Regions from separate parts of the Homo sapiens genome. Here regions 1 and 2 are each linked to region 3. A link is a contact called in ENCODE Hi-C or POLR2A ChIA-PET data. All regions are on one chromosome and are shown on one strand. Each heading gives the region's core, a stretch centred on a gene start or an enhancer-like site at or near the end of the contact. The rest is flanking DNA. Distances are from core to core; before and after follow the strand shown. Region 1 overlaps LRRFIP1 (LRR binding FLII interacting protein 1). Region 2 holds the start of KLHL30 (kelch like family member 30). Region 3 overlaps UBE2F (ubiquitin conjugating enzyme E2 F (putative)).

Region 1 (3,859 bases), core at 368-2,867, 250 kb before region 3:
CTAAAGAAGAAATTCAAAGTGCATGCTTACTGTAAATAGGCTCCAGGGTGTAGAAGAACTCACAATGGCAGGAGTGCCGGCATGGGTGTACACTCACCATTTTCCCAAATGCATTGTTTGAACCAAGATTGAAAATGTAACTGCCCAGTAGAAAAGGTTACTAACATACTCCCTGATGCATGCCTTAGACTTACCATCCTTCCCCCAGGCTTAAAACCAGTTTCTCATTTCCCATAGGCGTGTGCCAGACACTTGAAGAAGGTTCTTGGTTTTCTTCACTTTTTGTAGTAGTTGTATACAAAAATGCTTCAGTTGATTTGCTTCTCAAAATATCTGATGTCTACTAATAAGGCCGTCCTCACATGCCACACTTTTGAAACATCCCAATTATTTGCACCCTGTAAAATGCTACTAATTGAAGTAAAGACTGACTATGGCATTGGCTTTCTTGGAGCGTGTGCACACTGCTTTTAGAGTGTGCAGTGACTTCATTGCACCAGCCAGGAGATGTGGTTGCCCTGTTCCTTGACAGTAAGGTGGGCAATCAGTGACTGTCTTCCTTAGGCAGCAGCGGATCATGGATCTGGAAGTGGGTGGCGTATCTGTTACTTCCTTTTCAGCCCCCTAGAAAGTACCTGCAAGATCATTTGAATTTAATATCAAAGGGCACCAGACAGAGGAGGTGACATCGATCATGACTAATTCACTATCTTCATATCTGCCACCTTTCCTGAAAGGGGGAAAAATAAGACTCTGGCTTTCAATTCATGCGAAAAGGAGCCACTTGGCCAGGCGTGGTGGCTCACGCCTGTAATTCCACACTTTGGGAGGCCGAGGTGGGTGGATCACCGGAGGTCAGGAGTTTGAGACCAGCCTGGCCAACATGGTGAGACCCCGTCTCTACTAAAAATATAAAAATTAGCCAGGTGTGGTGGTGCGCACCTGTAATCCCAGCTACTTGGGAGGCTGAGTCAGGAGAATCACTTGAACCTGGCAGGTGGAGGCTGCAGTGAGCCGAGATCGTGCCACTGCACTCCAGCCTGGGTGACAGAGCGAGACACTGTTTCAAAAAAGAAAAAATGCTGCTGGGGAGCCACTGAACCAACCGGAGACCCGCTGGTCCCACGTGAAGCAGCTGTCCTGGTGTGGAGGTACAGAGCTAGACCAGCACTGGTCCCTCCAGCCCCCTGGTAGCCTCTGCTGCACCTGAACTGGCAGCTCTTGCCGCTGCCTTTAGCTCTGCATGTATGCGCCCTGAAGGTTCTGCCTCTCTGTTTTGGAATCGCCTTCCCCTCCTCATGTTTGGGGACCTGCAAGGGTGTGAGGCACGTGAGGGCATCGCCATGCGTATTTTACAGGCCTCTTTCTCTGGACTGTCCTTCAAAGGGAATGACCTTTGTCTTTCCAGGACCTACCCAGTGAGATCTGCCTGCCATTTTCCTATGAGTCAAAAATCTGAACTCACTACTGCTCCTTTCCTGGTTCATAAGCCAGAGTAGGGCTGGTTGGCAGTCACTGGCTTGTGGCCCTATGTAATTATCTCAGCCATCACACACTGGCTCTTTCACAAGGGCTGGTCACACGCCTCGAGTGATTCTTCAGAAATCTGTTGAACAGCCTGACACCCAGCCCTAGGACGCCGTGCTGGGGGGATTCCCCAGCTACTGAGTGGGGCCAGAGACTCTACTGCCTCTGTGACCACATCCCTTTCCATACTGGTATCTCGTTTGTTCTAATGAGTGTGTCCATTGCTTTTAATAGTGAATTTTCTGAGCAATGAGAATTTGACCAAATTGAAAAGGGGGATTTCCATGCATTTGAAATTGCCATGTGTTTCTTCTTCTGATCCATTTGCTCTAAGAAATATAGTCTAAGTTTAGGACTGAGGGTTTTTTTTTAACAGAATACTGAATGATTCTTTGTTTTGATTTTTTTATTGCAATTTCAAAAATATGACCTGCTTTCCACAGGACTCTCTAGCAGAAGTTGAAGAGAAATATAAGAAGGCTATGGTTTCCAATGCTCAGCTAGACAATGAAAAGACAAACTTCATGTACCAGGTTGATACCCTAAAAGATATGTTGCTGGAGCTTGAAGAACAGCTGGCTGAATCTAGGCGGCAGTACGAAGAGAAAAACAAAGTAAGCATTAGTATGATACAGAATGTTAACAATAGGCTGCGTGCAGTGGCCCATGCCTGTAATTCTGGTACTTTGGGAGGCCAAGGTGGGAGGATTACTTGAGCCCAAGAGTTCGAGACCAGCCTGGGCAACATGGCGAGACATCATTTCTAAAAAGAATTAAAACAATTAGCCAGGTGGTACATGGCTGTAGTCCCAGCTACTTGGGAAGCTGAGGTGGGAGGATCACTTGAGCCTGGAAGGTTGAGGCTGCAGTGAGCTGTGTTGACACCACTGCACTCCAGCTTGGGCAACAGAGAAGACACTGTCTCAAAAAAAAAAAAAAAAAAAGGGAATGGTAGGGTGTGTGTGTGTGTGTGTGTATGTATGTATGTATGTGTGGATATATCGTGTGTATGTATGTATATATAATGTATAATTTACATTATGTATTTTTATATTTTTAAACAATGGCTCTCCGCTTATCCAGGAAATCCAAACATCTGAGAATAAAAGTACCATACTCTTTGCCAAGTGACTTGAAATATTGATACGTATAATTTCAACATGTAAACTGGAGACAGTTTTTCTAGGAGAACATCTAAGCTAAAAGCAAAACCATGAAAAAACATACCTATGAAAGAGCCACCATGCTCAGATAAGGTGCGATCAGATGCTTCAAGATTTTCCTATTCATATGTATTTTCTGATTTTTATTTTGTTCTCTCTCAACACCATAGGGAAATAGTTATGAGTATCAAAGATTTTAAGAAAATTATATTATTTTCTGCTGATTGGGAAAAGACACAGTTACTCTACTTAAGAATTAAATATATCACCAAGCTCAGAGAGAGAGATAGTCTTATCTGAGCTTTCATTAGGAACCACTGGAACTAGTTTGTTAATAGCTGAGATCAGATATAATTTCTATTGAGAGTCTCAAGCATGAGTCATGTGTTAAGATAAGTAATGACAGCGGACTGATTCCACGAAGGCTGGGCTTGGATGTTCTTTAGATAGAAAGCAAGGAATACTTTTTTCATACTTTTAGGAATTGTCCAATTTTTCAGAGATTCTGAGAAAAACAGAAAATGTAATGTGTGAGTGTCGTTGTTGTTGTTGTTTTTAACTGGCTATTATCCTCTAAATCCAAAGGGTTAAAACCAAGGTACCCTTGACAACCTTCAGGCCTGCTTCTTCGACTGCTATAGAATTGAGTTGGAAGCTGAAGAACATTTTACGCACAAAGTTCCTTATAGCTGAACTCTGCAAGAGGGGAGCTTTTCACAAGACTGATGTCATGTGGGAACGGAGGAGTGGAGAGCACAGCCCAGCCCCCCTTCGGGTGGGGGCCTGTAATGCATATGCATTCCTCCTGGAATGCTGTCATTAGGCATCATTCAGTGGACTGAAAACTCCCGAGTCTCACTCCAGAGAAGCTGGATGGTGCTAGAATGCTGTCCCGAGATGGACACAGGGGCCATGCAAAGCCCCACAGGAGGGCCCTTGTCATAGCCAGGAGGGCACCAGCCACCCCCAAGCTAAAGGAAGTGGGCGAACAGAAGTGCCAGGGTGAGCAGAAGCTCAGGCCAGATCCCATCTCAGATCACCCGCCTGACAGGTCTAGGGAAGGAGCGTCCTGCAGGCCTGTAAGCTGTCAGCAAAGTGAGTTGGGTCTCAGGCCGTCACCAGGGATTGCGCTGCTGTGACTGGGCAGGAACACAGCAGAGCCGAGCTGC
Region 2 (4,008 bases), core at 904-3,403, 140 kb after region 3:
CAGCCTCCCAAAGTGCTGGGATTACAGGCATGAGCCACCATGCCCGGCAGAAATTCAAAATCTTCAAGTGCTGATCCCATCAGAAACGCCCACAATATAACAAGGTGTGAGGAAAGGGCGCTGACCCACACACGCAGGCAGGCTCATTTTGACAACAGGAAAGAGCTGGAAGCATACTAATGGCAAATGATCTTTTACTAATGACACTTTCTGCTTTTTATTTTTCTGTTTTCCAAAAGGAACTTGTGTTATTTTTATCCTCATAAAAAGAAACAAGTGGTGTATTTTTAAAAACTGCGCCACTCAGTAGCAATCTCTTGATGGAGGATCTGTTTTGCGCCCCCGGTGTTGAGTTTCCCAGACTGACCTGTCATCTGAGGTGCTGGGGCTCCGAGCCCCACGACGGCTGCTGTGAGGCCTCCACACTTGGCAAGCAGTGCTGTTCCCCGAGCAGAGCCAGCTCCCCGTGACAGCAGCCTGTCATCAGAATCCCCTGTCCTCATTTCCTCCAGCCCGAGCCAGGACTGCAAACAAGGGGGACAGTACGGAAACCCAACACTCTAGCGCCCACCCCATAGTGGTCCTGGACACAGCGAGAGTTGGGGTCCTCCATGAGGGTCCCCCACACAACATGAGGCTGATGCCCAAGGCTGGGGAAAAACCCTGGGACAGTGTGGGACACGAGCAGGGGAAAGAGCAGGAGCAGGGGCCAGGCTGGGCTGGGCTACGGCTGGGCTACGGCTGGACTATGGCTGAGCTGGGCTGGGCTATGGCTGGGCTATGGCTGGGCAATAGCTGAGCTGGACTGGGCTATGGCTGGGCTATGGTTGGGCAATAGCTGAGCTGGACTGGGCTATGGCTGGGCTATGGTTGGGCAATAGCTGAGCTGGGCTGGGCTATGGCTGGGCTATGGTTGGGCAATAGCTGAGCTGGGCTGAGCTATGGCTGGGCTATGGCTGGGCCAGGCTGGGCTGTAGAGGAAGCATGGACTCAGGGAATCTCTATGGAAGGTAACCCTAAGGGCACCTTGCAGACTTGGCAGTAATTTGTAGGTGAGCTTCCCCTCCATAGGCTGTGTGCATCTCAGGACCAGGAGTGGGGTTCTGTCTCCCTGGGGGCCGCCTGGACCTCTCTGGTCTGTAAGAGCATTAGGACAATCCCTAGTAGCATCAAGAGGCCACAGCCAGACCCAATACTCCCCAGTTCCTCCAGGTCGCAGCACACCTGGAAATGGTCATACTGCTCAGGCCCACATGGCCGATGGGTAGAGGGCTGAGGGCTGAGGGCTTCTCTCCCATGCACCTGAAGTCCCTCAGCCACAAAGCTCTGCTCTGGTCACTGGTGTGAGAAATGTCCAGTGGCCTCTTGGGTCCCCAACTCAACCCACCTGACCTTGGTCAGGGCCTGTGGTTCTGAGCCCATTTCAGTCCCAGGCGTGAGAGCTTCCCCCTGCGACTACCGTGAACCAAGTGCTGGACGGGAGGCTGATAGTCCACTGCTGTATTTTTAGGTGACCCTGTTTCTTAGCCGTCCTGGGCAGCCCCGAGGCCAAGGCCATGGGGTAGCAGGGCAAGGAGCCCCAAGATCTCCCCTATCCACGCTAGCTGGGCGGGGCAACTGAGTGTGGCACCTCCCCTCTCTGGGCAAAGTTTCCCTACCGCCACCATGGACCCCAAGCTCGGAAAGCCTCTGCTGACCAACCTGTGCTTATTCATGATAATCACGTTTTCCCACGTGACAACAGAACAAGAGGACACATAGGTGCCGCTGACATCAACAGCGAGGGCAGCACCTGTCGGTGTCCTGGCCCTGGGCTGAGGGTCTCTGTGACCCCAGGCCCCCACCACGGGCTCCACTGTACTCAACTTGTAGACGAGGAAACAGGTGGGGAAGCTGCATCCCTGCCCCCACCAGCCAGCCCAACCGCGACAGCTTTCACCTGTCCTTGCCCTGGAGCCCTTCCTGATGTCTGTCCTAGGCCACAAGTCCCTGGAAGGCCTCAGTGGGCTTTCTGAGCTAACAGTCACCAAGGAGCCGGCATCTCACTCCTTCCCCCACCAGCCCAGCCCTCACTGCCTGACCCTCCCCTCGCCCTGCAGACAGAGGCTAAAAATACCCTCCCCACGTGGCCACCAGACCAGCCCTGCCCCGCCCTGCAGGCCTCCGTGTCCCCTGGCTGCCGGCTAGGCAGTCCTGCTCTCTCGGGTCTGTGTTCTCAGCTTCGAGGTCCAGGCTGAGTGAGAGGTAGGATCCAGGGGGCTCTGGGGCAGGGGACAGCAGAGAGGGCAGGGGGAACCCAGCCAGGAGCAGCGGGGAGGGTGGGTTAGGCCCCCGAGGCCAGGGATCACAGCAGGGTGCTTTGGAGACGCCCCCTGGCCCTTGCCAGCGGCCAAGCCAGGCTCCTCAGGGTGGGGGCTCAGGAGACAGGTTTCCCTCCATGTCCCAGCCGGAGAGGTGGGAGGGGGAGGCTGGGCCACCCCTCAGATGGCAGCCAGGGCCACTCAGCCACAGTCGCCAGCCTGGCTGGGCTCAGGCCTTTTGTTGTCCTGCCCACTCGGCTTCCTCACTCCGGGCCTGGGCAGGCACTGGGGTGAGGCTCTGAGACCCTCAGGAAGCCCCGACCCATGCAGGGACTGCAGGGTGACAGGTGTCAGCAGGCACCCCGAGGCCCCCAGGGGAAGTGGGGGCGCTCATGCGTGCCTGCCCATCGCCCGGCAGCAGCTGGCCCAAGGGAGCACAACAATGACGGGAATGTGAGGCCTGCAGGCGGTGGCCCAGGGACAGCCCTGTCACCTACTCAGGCCCCAGCTCATCTCCCGGCTGCCCAGGGAGGGCAGAGCCGCCTTCACCGGGGCCAGCGCCTCCTGGGGAGGGGCCAGGCAGGAACCCCATGCATGCAGTGTTGGGTGGGTACTTCGTGTACCGGCCGGGATGCTGGGGTGTGGGGCCCCGGCCACGTGAGCTGCCCTGTGCGCGAGCCCGGGTTGGTCCGCGAGGCCCTGTGGGCTCCCAGGTGCTTCCCCGCTCTGGGGTCAAGAGGTGGCACCGGGGTCGGGAAGTCGGGGAGCCCTAGCTCCCATCGCCTGCACCTGTACCTGCACCGTGGCTGCCCGGGCCAGATTCTTGGCCTCCTGGTTCTCCAGCTGAGCTTTGTCATTTCCATGCGTGGCGTTCCCACGCATTTTGTACCTGTGGACGCGCGGCCGCCTCTCCTGCCCGGGATGGCCCCGCGAGGCGCCCCCTAGCGGGCGAACGGCCTCTCCGCTGCGCAGCCTTTCGCCCTGGGGTGACCCGGGTCGAAGGCTTGTGCACAGACTTGATCTCTCCTAGGGATGGTTGTCTTAGGGTGCGATACCAGAAGGACATAAACCACATGCACATAATTACATGAGCCTGAAAGCGGCCTTGCTGACTTCAACCATGCGGGCGTGGTGACGCGAAACCCTCCAGAACGCTGCCTTTGGCTGGCCGTTTCTGTTTAGCAGCCTCCACCCGGCCACGTGGAATGCAGGGTTCAGAGCCTGGGCCCCCAAGCCTAGCTCTGAGTTCAAATTCCAGCTCCACCACTTCCTAAATGTGTGATCTTGGGCAAGTGACTGAAACCTTCTGTGCCTCAGTCTCCCCAGCTGTAAAAGAGGCAATGATTGCACCCACCCTCCAGGACTGTTGTGGGGCTGAGTGGTGAATGCACAGCTTCTCTGCATGCTTGGCACGTGGCCTGGCACCTGGGAGCACCGCGGGAGCAGGAGCTGCTGCAGCCCCCAAATGGCCTCCCCAGCAATGTGGGATCTGGGACGGAGGACGCCTCCCGGGAGTTTGGGTGTCTCCGGGGTCCCTGGGGGGTGGGCTCAGTGTAGCCCAGGGTTGCAGATGACACCCAGGGCATGGGTTCTTTTGCCAACCCTGTTCTGCCCTGAATGCCTGGCCATGGGTAGGTCTCCCACCCTCTCTGAACCTCAATTTCCTCACTGCAAATGGGAATGACACCTGCCCTACCTTGCAGGGTTC
Region 3 (4,059 bases), core at 1,275-3,774:
GACATCATTTACTATTCTGTTAAGTAATGTAGGGTATTCTCAGAAATCATTGTAGTGATTAAGATTGGTTCTCTGTTTACTAATTTCAGACTTGTGTGTTTATAGTAAAATATTTTCTTTCATCTGCCTTTCTAGGGCATTTTCAATGGCTATCAGGGATTCTGTGGCTCTGCCCATCCCAAGCATGGGCTTTGTGGTCCTTGGCCACTCAAAGATGTTTGTTGATTTTTCCAGGCTCTTTACTGTCATGTGATTGGGTTTCTGGCAAGTCTGGATAAATGTTTCTTCCCCGCCTCCCCTCCGCGTTTTTTTTTTTTTTTTGAGACCAAGTCTCACTCTGCCACCCAGGCTGGAGTGCAGTGACGCAATCTCGGGCTCACTGCAACCTTCGCCTTCCGGGTTCAAGTGATTCTCCTGCCTCAGCCTCCTGAGTAGCTGGGATTACAGGCATGCGCCACCATGCCCAGCTAATTTTTGTATTTTTAGTAGAGATGGGATTTCACTGTGTTGGCCAGGCTAGTCTCAAACTCCTAACCTCAGGTGATCTGCCAGCCTCGGCTTCCCAAAGTGCTGGGATTACAGGTGTGAGCCACTGCGCCCAGCCCCCCTTATTTTTTAACTGAAATTTTTTACTGAATCACTTTAATGTTGTGATTATTGTATATATGACAGCATCTTTGATGTTGGTCTTAGAATTGTCCTTGAAAATGGAGCATAATTGTTACAGTTTTTGTACTCACTGTTCTATCAGATTAAAAAGTAACCTGTGGCTGGGCCCGGTGGCTCATGCCTGTAATTCCCGCACTTTGGGAGGCCCAGGTGGGTGGATCACTTGAGGTCAGGAGTTCGAGACCAGCCAGGCCAACATAGTGAAACCTCGTTTCTACTAAACATACAAAAAAATTAGCCCGGTGTGGTGGTGGTGCGTGCCTGTAATCCCAGCTACTCAGGAGGCTGAGGCAGGAGAATTGCTTGAACCCAGGGGGTGGAGGTTGCAGTGAGCTGAGATTGGCCCAGTGCACTCCAGCCTGAGCGACAGAGCTGTCTCAAAAAAAATAAAAAAAATAAATAAAAAGTAACTTGTGTCTTGGTACCTGTAAATACTTAATGCCTGAATATTCATATTTTTAATAAGTGTACTTCAGGGACATTAACATTGAGCTGTGCACAGCATGCTTTTTAGATACTGTGTATATGCCCTTATTTTGTGATGTCTGTGAATTAGAAAGCTGTGGTGATGCCTGCCCTTTGATTATTAAGAGAAGTGTGGCCGAGATATGCCAACCGGAAAAACTTGCTTCATATCATGGTTTTTAAAAAAAATTTTAGAATCCTGCTCCTCTTCATATTGAAAACAAATTACAGTGATATGTCTAAGTTGTGAAGTTTTAACAATATATGAAATAAAATGATTTTGAAATGGACTCATTTGTAGCCAGTAATCCTGGAGCTAGGGCTGAAAACTCACTAATATCTATGATCTGGGGGTTAGAATGGTCAAGAGTGGAAGAATTGCGTCTGCATTTTCAGCTCACACCTCTTTATCTGGCTCCTGTTCACACTTGCTAACATTTTGATAGTTTTGTTTGCTTTTGGAGTGGTTGCTCATGCTTGGGAATAAATACACTCTTTAGAGAAAAACATGGAAATGTAATTTGGTGATGGGGAAAAGAAAGGGACCGAATTTAGAAAAAAAGCGTCCACATCATCTCGCAAAACAAGAAAAAGTAGTAATAAGTGAAATGAAACAAAACAAAAACGTAAAAGATAGCCTGAAATATCCCGTGGAGGCTTCTGTGAAGTTAGTGGGACAGTTTGAAAAACTGGACCTGTTCAGTGAGTGGCCTGGCTGACATGTTGATGAAGGTCACCTCAGCCTGCCCTGCTGTGATGGTGGTGATGGTTTTAGGCTGAAGGGAACATGGCTTTAAGTAACAATGACAATTTTTTAAATTTAAATTAAAAATTTTATAATCAGTTTTACTGAGGTATAAAATTATAAACAATAAAATGTACTAATTTGAAATGTATAGCTTACATTTGGAAAATGTATACACATATGTAACCATAACCCCAATAAAGATGAAAAACATTTCCATCATTCCCAAAGTTTCCTTCTGCCTCTTTGCAGCCAGTTCCTTGCCCCCTACACCACCATCCAAAATTCCTTTCTGATTTTTATTTCCATAAATTAGTTTTTCTTGTTCTTGAATTTTTTATATGTAAATGGAATCTTATATATGTACTCTTTGTCTCTGACTTCTTTCACTTAACATAGTTTTAAATTTACACATGTTGTGTGAATCAGTAGTTTATTCCCTTTTTATGGAATTTTAATGAATATGTCATAATTTATCTTCCTAGTGATAGACATTTGAGTAGTTTCTAGGTTTTGGCTAGTATCAATAAACCAAAAGCTATGAGGTTTGACTGCCGTGAGCTTTTTTTTTTTTTTTTACAAGCTTTTCGTGTTCATAGTTTTCCTTTCTCTTTAATTCTACCTAAGAGTGGAATTTTTGAGTCATAGGAAAGATAACATGTTTAACCTTTTAAGAAACTTTCCACTGTGGTTGTGCCATACCCTGACCAGCACTGTATGAGAAGTTTCCATTGTTCTACACATATATCAACATTTGGGTGTGAAATGGTATATCATTGGGGTTTTTATTTGCATTTCCCAGTGACAGATGATGTAGAGTATCTTTTCATGTATTTACGGGCCATTTATACATCGTCCTTTCTGAAGTGCCCCAGTCTTTTGCCCTAAAAAAACTTTTTATTTTGTGCTGTGGTCTGAATACAAGTCTTTTGTCAGATGCATGAGCTGCAGATATTTTCTCCCATTCTGTGACTTTTCTGCTCATTTTTAAAAATGCTGTCTTTTGTTGAGGAGGAATTTCTTTTATTTATTTATTTATTTTTTTTTTTTGAGACAGAGTCTCGCTCTGTCACCCAGGCTGGAGTGCAGTGGTGCAACTTCACCTCACTGAAATCTCTGCCTCCCAGATTCAGGCGATTCTCAGGCCTCAGCCTCTTTTACTTAACGTAATGTTTTTGAGTTTCATCCATTGTAGTTTTAGTAGAGACGGGGTTTTGCTGTGTTGGCCAGGATGGTCTCAAACTCTTGACCTCAAGTGATCCGCCCACCCTGGCCTCCCAAAGTGCTGAGATTACTGCCATGAGCCACCACATGTGGCTGAAGTTTTAATTTTTATGATGTGCAGTTTATCAGTTTTTTAATGGTTTGTGCCTTTTATGTCCTGTCCAGAAATTTTTGCTTACCTGAAACTTATAAATATATGCTCCTATGTTTTTTTCCTAGAAGCTTTAGGATGGTAGGTTTTATGTTAAGGTCCATCAGCCATCTTGAATTGATTTTTGTATGTGGAGTAAGACAGAGGTTGAGATTTACTTTATCTATCTAGATATCCAGCTGTTTCAATGAAAAGACTTTCCTTTCTTCATTGAATTACCTTGAAAGCTTGACCAAACAGCATTGACTGTATATGTGTAGTTCTGCTTTTTGGACTTGATTCTGTTCCATTGGTCTGTGTTTACCCTTAGGCCCGTACCACACTGTTTTAATTGTCGTAGCTTTATATAGTACTTATTTTGAAATTCATAGATGTTAAGTATTTTGATGTTGTTCTTTTTTTTTTTTTTTTTTTTTTGAGACGGAGTCTCACTGTGTCGCCTAGGCTGGAGTGCAGTGGCGCGATCTCAGCTCACTGCAACCTCCACCTCCCAGGTTCGAGCGATTCTCCTGCCTCAGCCTCCCGAGTACCTGGGATTACAGGTGCACACCACCATACCCAGCTAATTTTTATATTTTTAGTAGAGACAGGTTTCACGATGTTGGCCAGGCTGGTCTCAGTCTCCTGACCTCGTGATCCACCCACCTTGGCCTCCCAAAATGCTGGGATTACAAGCGTGAGCCACTGCGCCCAGCCCAGAATATTCTTACTAGTCTACTAATATCTGTAAGACTTATATTGATGTCGCCTTTTTCATTACTGATACAGTAATTTGTGGCTTCTCATTTTTCTTGATCATGTTAGC

The links. A loop is a pair of places that touch in the nucleus more often than their neighbours do. ChIA-PET counts read pairs that join two places held with the same protein, here RNA polymerase II (POLR2A). Pooled maps may share reads with other maps.
Region 1: a pooled map shows a loop between it and region 3 (5-fold over the local background). The contact joins two enhancer-like sites. A Hi-C loop is called at or near these places in 2 of 50 pooled maps. POLR2A ChIA-PET finds 5 or more read pairs at or near these places in 2 of 52 experiments (HEK293 and activated CD8-positive, alpha-beta memory T cell).
Region 2: a loop to region 3 is called in a pooled map, with 2.7 times the contacts of the local background. The contact joins the promoter of KLHL30 here to the enhancer-like site in region 3. A Hi-C loop is called at or near these places in 2 of 50 pooled maps. POLR2A ChIA-PET finds 5 or more read pairs at or near these places in 3 of 52 experiments (WTC11 and activated naive CD4-positive, alpha-beta T cell).

What each region holds. Positions count from the first base shown.
Region 1 is chr2:237,751,339-237,755,197 of GRCh38, forward strand. It overlaps LRRFIP1 (LRR binding FLII interacting protein 1), which reads left to right. Exons shown (of 24, transcript NM_001137550.2): 15 at 1,971-2,141. Among named protein-coding and RNA genes, the nearest start is that of RBM44, 46 kb to the right of the region's middle. RefSeq lists an enhancer at 1,743-1,792. Within about 2 kb of position 1,618, at least 3 of the 41 ENCODE cell types and tissues checked have a DNase peak (open chromatin) inside an H3K27ac peak, as active enhancers do.
Region 2 is chr2:238,136,515-238,140,522 of GRCh38, forward strand. It overlaps KLHL30 (kelch like family member 30), which reads left to right and starts at 2,154. Exons shown (of 8, transcript NM_198582.4): 1 at 2,154-2,244.
Region 3 is chr2:237,996,172-238,000,230 of GRCh38, forward strand. The region is part of intron 4 of UBE2F (ubiquitin conjugating enzyme E2 F (putative)); the gene reads left to right. All of the region lies in intron 4 of UBE2F-SCLY (UBE2F-SCLY readthrough (NMD candidate)), which reads left to right. Among named protein-coding and RNA genes, the nearest start is that of UBE2F, 31 kb to the left of the region's middle. Within about 2 kb of position 2,525, at least 4 of the 41 ENCODE cell types and tissues checked have a DNase peak (open chromatin) inside an H3K27ac peak, as active enhancers do.